Regions from separate parts of the Homo sapiens genome. Here region 2 is linked to region 1. A link is a loop called in an ENCODE intact Hi-C map of the cell type or tissue named here. Cell type or tissue: ascending aorta. All regions are shown on one strand. Region 1 has its middle 150 kb from the start of LINC00710. Region 2 has its middle 140 kb from the start of CELF2-DT.

The links. Hi-C counts contacts between places; a loop is a spot of excess contacts. Peaks named below come from ENCODE experiments on the same cell type or tissue, not always from the same donor. Only the 100,000 strongest peaks of a DNase experiment are listed, where the experiment ranks them.
Region 2: a loop joins it to region 1, with 3 times the contacts of the local background. A loop is called at or near these places in 1 of 110 quality-filtered maps.

The regions. Positions count from the first base shown.
Region 1 is chr10:10,796,571-10,800,570 of GRCh38, forward strand. It overlaps a transcript of CELF2 not described here. Among named protein-coding and RNA genes, the nearest start is that of LINC00710, 150 kb to the right of the region's middle. RefSeq lists enhancers at 1,305-1,999, 2,000-2,693. In ascending aorta, a CTCF peak has its summit at 1,635; DNase peaks (open chromatin) are centred at 5, 1,112, 2,119 and 2,368; H3K4me3 peaks cover 4,000 bases; H3K27ac peaks cover 4,000 bases.
Region 2 is chr10:10,603,974-10,607,973 of GRCh38, forward strand. It overlaps a transcript of CELF2 not described here. Among named protein-coding and RNA genes, the nearest start is that of CELF2-DT, 140 kb to the left of the region's middle. In ascending aorta, no CTCF peak of the experiment used is centred here; a DNase peak (open chromatin) is centred at 1,908; H3K27ac peaks cover 2,331 bases.

The DNA.
Region 1 (4,000 bases):
TCCCCAGACCTGAATCTCCCTGGTGCCGTGGGCTAAGGATGAGGATGATGTCATTATAGTTGCGGACACTATTTCATTATAATCTTTTGCTACTCTCTTGCTAACTTTCTAAAGGGAAAAACATTTCATTAATTATCAAAGCACCCGGAACCCTTTGGAGGTACACTCCGTATAAAAGCTATTATTATCACCCACATTTGGTGAAGTACTTGGAGATTAAAAGTGTTATGTAAATGTTTGCACATGATTACGCTGTGGTCTGAGATTCACAGTGGGATAACACAGCCCAGGAAGAAGCTTGAAGTCCCAGAAAGGCAATGATTTTTGTACGAGGTATGAAATTCTCTTTTAATTTTAGTCTAGAGACAGTTGCACTTCTGAAGAAAGTCATTCACAGCCATTAGGGAAAGTATCCATGACTGCTAAAGAGAAAACAAATCTAAACAGAGGGTTAGCTGCATATGTTAAGATCCACGGGTCCATGGAGAACAGGCTGGTAAGAAAGGGATTTACAATGCTGGGATAGGCGTTTGGAGTGGCAAAAACTTCCTGACAGTAAAAGTAGCCTGCTTCCAAAACCTGTGGGAGCATCTTCCCCCCAGGAAAGAACAGAGATTCTCTTTCTTAGAAGGCTCTGCTTGAAGGGAAGAAGTTGGGACCCTTCCTCCGGGCTGATGCTTTCAAGTAACAAGGACATGACAAAGCACTGAATCACAATATGTTTTCTTTCAGTCTTCCCTCTTCCTTCTCAGGGAAGTCTCTGGCTGGTGCAGGTATGTTCTTAACACTCTTAACATTGCGTAAACTCTCTTTGCAACAAAGAGAAAAAAAAAAAAGACCTAAATCAGAGCCTTTAGCTGGTCTCAGTGTCTGGGCATAATAATAATTGTTTTATTTTAGTTATTCCCTGCATTTGCCTTCTACCAAAGACCAGTGAAGCTGATTTTCCATTTATGGGAATGACTTTAAAAATCCCTTTTAAAAATAAGCGTAAGAAAAAGAGGAATTTAATATAAAGAAAGACTATCAAGTAAAGCTCATGTTGCAGGCAGCTGCAGCAGAAATCTTGACGGGCTGGCCAGCCATGGTCCGGAAGCCACTGGACCAGATGATTTCAAGGTCGGCTACTTCCAGGATCCTGAGGGCAGGAGGAAGAGCTTCAGCTGCGGAGGTCTTAGTTCAAACCAGGACCCTCCAAGCATAGAAGCCTCTGCTTAAGAGGCAGTGCTTATGAAAATAAGAAATCAGTACAGTCCCGAAGAACCCATACGGGGCGAAGGGATAAGGAGACAAACTATGAACAAACAGTACAGGAAAACAATACTGCCTGGATATCTTAAAACATCTCTCATGCACAATTTCAAACGAGTATTGGAAGGATGTTTGGTTTTCAGTAAATGACAAGATACACAAGGTGGGGGGCGAGTAGGGGGTAGCCTATACCCTTTTCTCTTTATGTTTAAAGAGATTCTGCATTTCCTCCTTCATGTTATTTAAAAACACAAGAAAGCCAGCAAAGGGTGGGGGAGCAGTGTAGCAAAAAATCCCTGCCAGAAAACACACAGTAAAGTCTAGCTTGTTTGCAGTCCTGTTCCAAATTATTTTTAAAAAACAAATCCCAGCAGTAAAGTAGTTACAGCCTCTGAGGGTAGCTCTAAGCCCAGTGTCAGAGTCCCAGAGCCTAAGCCACGAAAAAAGGAGGAAAGAAACCTAACCAGTCTCCTGCCAGGAATAAGAAAAGCAAAATCTCCGAGGCAGGAGAAATACCCCCAAGGAGGGGAAGGCTGCAGCTTGCAGTAATCTGCGAATGATTGCTGGTAAAGTCCAGAGGCTTCAGGCTTGATCTGTGTTTGTTCCCAAAGAAAGCCAAGGAGGACGGTGTTAATAAAGAGAGATTTAAGTGAGAGCTGTGCTTGGAATAAAGTGGGCTACAAAAAGGTCAAATTTGATCAGTTGGAGCAGATTACCGGGGCTTTAAAAGGTGGTGTGGAGCTGGGAGCCGGGTGTGGGACGGAGGAGAGCGCAGGATTGATTTGCGGGGTGGAGAGAAGTCAGGAAAAGTGCGTGTCAGCCCGGGAAGGAGGGAGCCGCGGGGCGCCAGGGCCCGGCCTGGGTCCAGAATCCTCCGTCTGTTCCCCAGCACCCCATCCCCGCCTCCTCCTCTCCGGACTCGCCCTCAGCCGGCTCCTAGACAATGGTTTCCTTGGTCTCTGACTTGGATCCTCTGAAAAACTGGAAAGTTTTAAGGTAGGCCTGCTTTGCTTTCTCTTGCATCCTGGTTTGAGTTCATAGCCAAGGCCCTGCTCCCGCCCCACACCTGTGCAGAAGTGGTTGGGGTTGCTTGAAATGCACCTTGTGGGGTTCAGGGATGCGCAGATCTGCTAGTGGGAAGACTGTTCGGAGGCAGAGGTGTAAGGAGTGGCCTGTGAACGTGAGGTCCTCCAATTTCACCCCAGGGGGGAGGTCGGGAAGCCTTGGCAATGAGGGAGGACAGTCTTATTTAAATGACACCAGCTGACTCGCTGGAAGGAATCCTCATATTGAATTTTTGGGCTTCAGGGGGGCATTAAAGGTGTGAGGTGGAATGTGGTCAACTTTCTGGGACTTCAGATAGAAGAGCGAAATTTGGCCAGGTGCGGAGGCTCACATCTATAATCCCGCACTTTGGGACGCCAAGGTGGATGGATCCCTTTGAGGTCAGGAGTTCGAGACCAGCCTGGCCAACATGGCAAAACCACCCCTGTCTCTACTAAAAATACAGAAATTAGCCAGGTGTGGTGGTGGGTGCCTGTAGTCCCTGCTACTTGGGAGGCTGAGTCAGAAAAATCGCTTAAACTTAGGAGGTGGAGGTTGCAGTGAGCAGAGATCACACCAGTGCACTCCAGCCTGTGCAACAGAGTAAGAATCCATCTCAAAAAATTTAAAAAAAGAGTAAAGAAAGGAAAAGCGAACTTTTCCAGAAAGCCTTATTAGGGCCCTTGAAGGGTCAAGGGAAACTTGGTTTCCTCCTCTGACCTCTCCCCTACCCCCACCCCCACCCCCAGGCCTCAGCTTATGGTGAAACTGAATGGGCAGAATGTATGACATAAAGTCTTTCTCTGAATGCTCCTAAAAAAGTGCACTCTGACCTCCTCATCTCTCAGAGGCCCAGAAAAATTAGAACACAAGGAGCTAGAAAGGGCAGAGTTCATGCATCCTGTCTAAGCTGACTACCTTGGCAGAGTTAATTCTTGGGCTTCACTGACTGTAAATGGTATTTCCTAGCAAATGCGTTTTTGGCAATTTTTGAAATATGAAAATGTTCAATTGAGGGATTTTTGTTAAAAGTGGTTCTGCACAGTGTCATGTCTTCCAAATACCTTCCCCAAAACATGGCTTCATAGGAGCTAGACCAGAACCCAAACAGGAAATACAAATGAGGAGAAATGTGCGGACGTTACTGGAACTTCTTTTTCCTGACATTTGTGTTGTATTAATTTGCTAAGTTTTTATTTCCTATTCATGACTCTGTCTTCATGTTTGTCTGATTTTGTTATTTTTAAGAACAAGATTATAGAAAAGAGCAAATTTAAAAATTGCCAATACCCATCTTAATTATTTTCTTTTTAAAAAGTACTGCATGTCATATTCTAGAACTTTCCACGGATGCTTTTTGCACATCAGGTAGTATGTGCTATTTTATAATCTGCTGTTTCCAGCTAACATATCAAACGTGTTTTCATGTTTCTGCCTAACTTTCATAACCGCCATTTTAATGGCTAAATAAAGCACCGTAATATTAATGTACATTTTTTTTTTGAGATGCAGTTTCACTCTTGTTGCCCAGGCTGGAGTGCAGTGGCATGATCTCTGCTCACTGCAACCTCCACCTCCCGGGTTCAAGCAATTCTTCTGCCTCAGCCTCCCAGATAGCTGGGATTACAGGTGCCTACCACCATACCTGGCTAATTTTTTCTATTTTTAGTAGAGACAGAGTTTCACCATGTTTCCCAGACTGGTC
Region 2 (4,000 bases), 190 kb before region 1:
CAAGGTTGGAGGATCACTTGAGGTCAGCAGTTCGAGACCAGCCTAGCCAACAACAACAAAACCCATTCTCTACTAATAATACAAAAAATTGCCAGGTATAGTGGTGGGTGCCTGTAGTCCCCACTACTAGGGAGGCTGAGGCACAAGAATCGCTTGAACCTGGGAGGTGGAGGTTGCAGTGAGCCATGATTTCACTACTGTGCTCCAACCTGGGCTACAGAGTGAAACTGTCTCAGACACAAACAAAAAAAGATTTACAAACAATAACTCATTCTTAGAACACAAATTAGCTTAAGATACGATAGATTTCGCATTGTTGCTGTGGTTCACTGGGAATTAATGAATCAAAGGTTCTAGTCAAAAAGAAGTTTGATATCCACAAAGGATTGACCAAAAGGATAAAACAAGTTGAAATCATCAGGTTCTATGGTTTTATCTCCTGGAGAAAGAGTAAAATGAATCTCTAAGTTTCCTCATGGTAGTAGTCGAAGTAATAATTCTCAGAATCATTGTATAGGCTATGGTGAGTAAGCCAAGAGACCAACATGAGTTTGTTGAAATAAACATGTTGCTCAACATGAGTACTTAGGAAAATAAAATGTATTGAATTTACTTAGCTGTTTTTCCTACAAGAAGCTATTCCCATAGATTTTGCTAGAATTACCTACCTGTTCTAGCCAGCATCTAATCAGTGAGCAGCCCAGAGTCTCAATCAGATAATGGGAAAAAGCAGTCAAATAAGCATGTCTTACTTCTTCATTATTAATACAAACATTTTGTCCAAGTTAATTATTTATGTGAATAACTTAATCCTTATATGAAAATTGAAATACTTTTGATGTCTGTTCTTTGAATATGTATATTCCATCTCACCATTTTATTTCTATCTTCTTAAAAATAGTTACAAATAAAAATGCATAACTCTGACCCAACAATCCCATTACTGGGTACATACCCAAAGGAACGTGAATCATTCTATTATAAAGATAGATGCACATTTATGTTCATCGCAGCACTATTCACAATAGCAAAGACATGGAATCAACCCAAATGCCCATCAACGATAGACTGGATAAAGAAAATGTGGTACATATACACCATGGAATACTATGCAGCCATTAAAAAGAATGAGATCATGTCCTTTGCAAGGACATGGATGAAGCTGGAAGGCGTTATCCTCAGCAAACTGATGCAGGAAAAGAAAACCAAACACCACATATTCTCACATATAAGTGGGAGCTGAACAATGAGAACACATGGACACAGGGAGGGGAACAACACACACTGAGGCTTGTCGGGGGGTGGGGTTCGGGGAGGGAGAGCATTAGGGAAAGGACCTAATGGATGCTGGGCTTAATACCTAGGTGATGGGTTGATATGTGCAGCAAAGCACCTTGGTACACGTTTACATATGTAACAAACCTGTACATCCTGCACGAGTACCCTGAAACTTAAAAATGTGAAGTAATAAAAACATAACTCCTACTATCCAATAAGGCTGTAGATTTTCCATACTGTCAAGAAAACCTCTGTCGTTATAGCTGAATACAAATACGATTACTCTTTTGGTTGACTTATTGGGCAAATCAGAGTGCGTGGTTGAACCTGTGGTTTACCACATAGTCAAACGTGAAATCAGCTTAGAGCATTGACTGGGCCTCGCCCTGGCCAATTTGATCCCATTGTATATGCATGCTTAAGCTGAGAAGAGTCCAGGAAATGAAGATCATGTGTGTTTGCGCAAATATTCTGTGAAACCCTGGGCAACAACAGAGGGTCACATCCATCCTGTGAGAAACAGCAAAGTCATATATGCCCAGTGCCAGGCATGCTTTTGGGAGGCTTCGTTTAATCAGTCCAAAAAACTTAGTTCAGAAAGCAAATACAATGAGTTATTTGGAACTGCGATAGGGCCTAGGAAATTGCTGGTCTGTAATCACGAGCCAAGAAGCATTTGCATCATGTGCCTGTAATGTATGATCTATGCTGAATGTTCTGCCAACATTTTCAGGGCGATAAGTCATTTTACAACCCTGAATGTGACTCAGAACGTTGGAAAGCACTGGTGTTTTGTTTTGTTCTGTGTTCCTCCCCATTCCTTTCTGTCCCAACCCTTCGGTCTCCATTAATCCAAGTAAATATGGCCTTGGTTTTCAGAGGTAAACAAAGGGGTAGAAGGATTCAGTGACTGCCTCCTGTAAGTCCTAACTGCAAGTTAGAAACACATTTAATGGAATATGTGCAGCATGAAGATATCTGTGTTTTACTCAAAAAAACGTGATTGAGGAGACTTGGCCAATTTCAGTCTTCCAGGAGACCTTAGAAGGATTTAGGCTGTAATGGAAAATTCACTGGACAGAGAATAAGAGACCTAAATCTTAATCGCAGTCCTGAAACTAAAGACAATTACATAAATTCCTTGAGAATTAACTTAAATTTAATTAATTAAATTAAAGTGGTGGGGCTGACTCATGGTTAGTCGAGGACTAGCTTTAAATTGAATATGGCTTACTAGTGATAAACTGAGGAGAGGCAGGCACCACTGCCACTCTCAAGGCCCTTAGCACATATTTTCACAAGTTACCAGTAGCTGTTATGGTCACAAAACTAGAAAATTAACTAGCATTGTATGGGATTCAAATCAGCAAACTTGGTTCTTTGTAACATGTTCTAACCAACTGAGATTTTTGCGAAACATATTATATTGGTCCCTTTATGAGTTGTACCTTAAAGTTCTCTGGAGTCACTAGAGTAAAATTAGAATATTAAAATAATAATTGTATAAAATTGGATGGGCCAACTACAAAAAAAAGCAATTTCTTAAAGGGTCTGGGAAAGTCTCCTTTCTCATTTATCTTGAAAAGTATGGTTTTCTAGAAAGATGTAACGACTCAAAGATGGCAGATTAGGACTTAGACTAGATATGTTAAGAACTAACTGTGTACCCTGTGTACCCTGGGGTAAGGTTACCCTCACCTCATTCTGAAGTTCTTTCTAGAACTTAACAATTCTATGGCTATTTTAATTAAAGAAAAAAACAAAGAAAAATATTGCTGAGACCTTTAAACATCATCGTGGTGTTATGTGCTCTCCATAAATATTCAAAAGCTATTTAATGCTAATAGCTGATCCTTGACCAAGAGCAATTTTGTTTCCTTACTCAGTTTATAACCTCAGTAATACTCCTAACACTGAAATATTCAACGAAGATTCCACATCAGCCAACCACTTGAAATGAATAATGTAACTGCTCTTTGGTGCACCTCATCATGTGGTTTTTGTTCAGGAATTTCATTTTTCACAGTGTTACATTTTATTTATGTAAAGAAAATGTTAAAAAAAAATAGGAAACAGCAGCAAAATGAGCTACCTGACAGCCTAACAAAACGCCTGCCATAGGAATTGTGACTCCCATTTGTAACTTGTAGGTTCAAACTACCAGTAGTTGAAATTACAGGTTTATTCTTTGATAGATCTCAAAGCCAAGTGTGTATAGAAACCCATTCTAAAAAAGCAGCAGGTGTTTTTCATTCATCCTGATTTCCCCCAAAACACAATGGTATCAAAAGAAAAATACTGTAAGAAAGGGATGGGAGGGGATTAGTTACTTTTTCTCTGTGAATTTTAGAACAAGGTCATTAGGTAAATATTCTTCTTCAAATGCAAGACTTCAGGAGAGAAATAGAAAATGTAAAATCCTTCAAAACTAGTGAGTGAATCATTTTCAATTAGATTCAGCGTTTGCCCAAGATCACTAAAAATGAGAATCCAGGCATTAAAGCAATACATGACTCTGTTTTGGGGGGATGTCTCCAAACAAAACTTCTAAGTATCAGGCTGGGCATGGTGGCTCAGGCCTGTAATCCCAGCACTTTGGGAGGCAGAGGCAGGAGAATCACTTGAACCCAGGAGGTGGGAGGTGGCAGGTGGATCACCTGAGGTCAGGAGTTTGAGACCAGCCTGACCAACATGGTAAAACTCTGTCTCTTCTAAAACTACA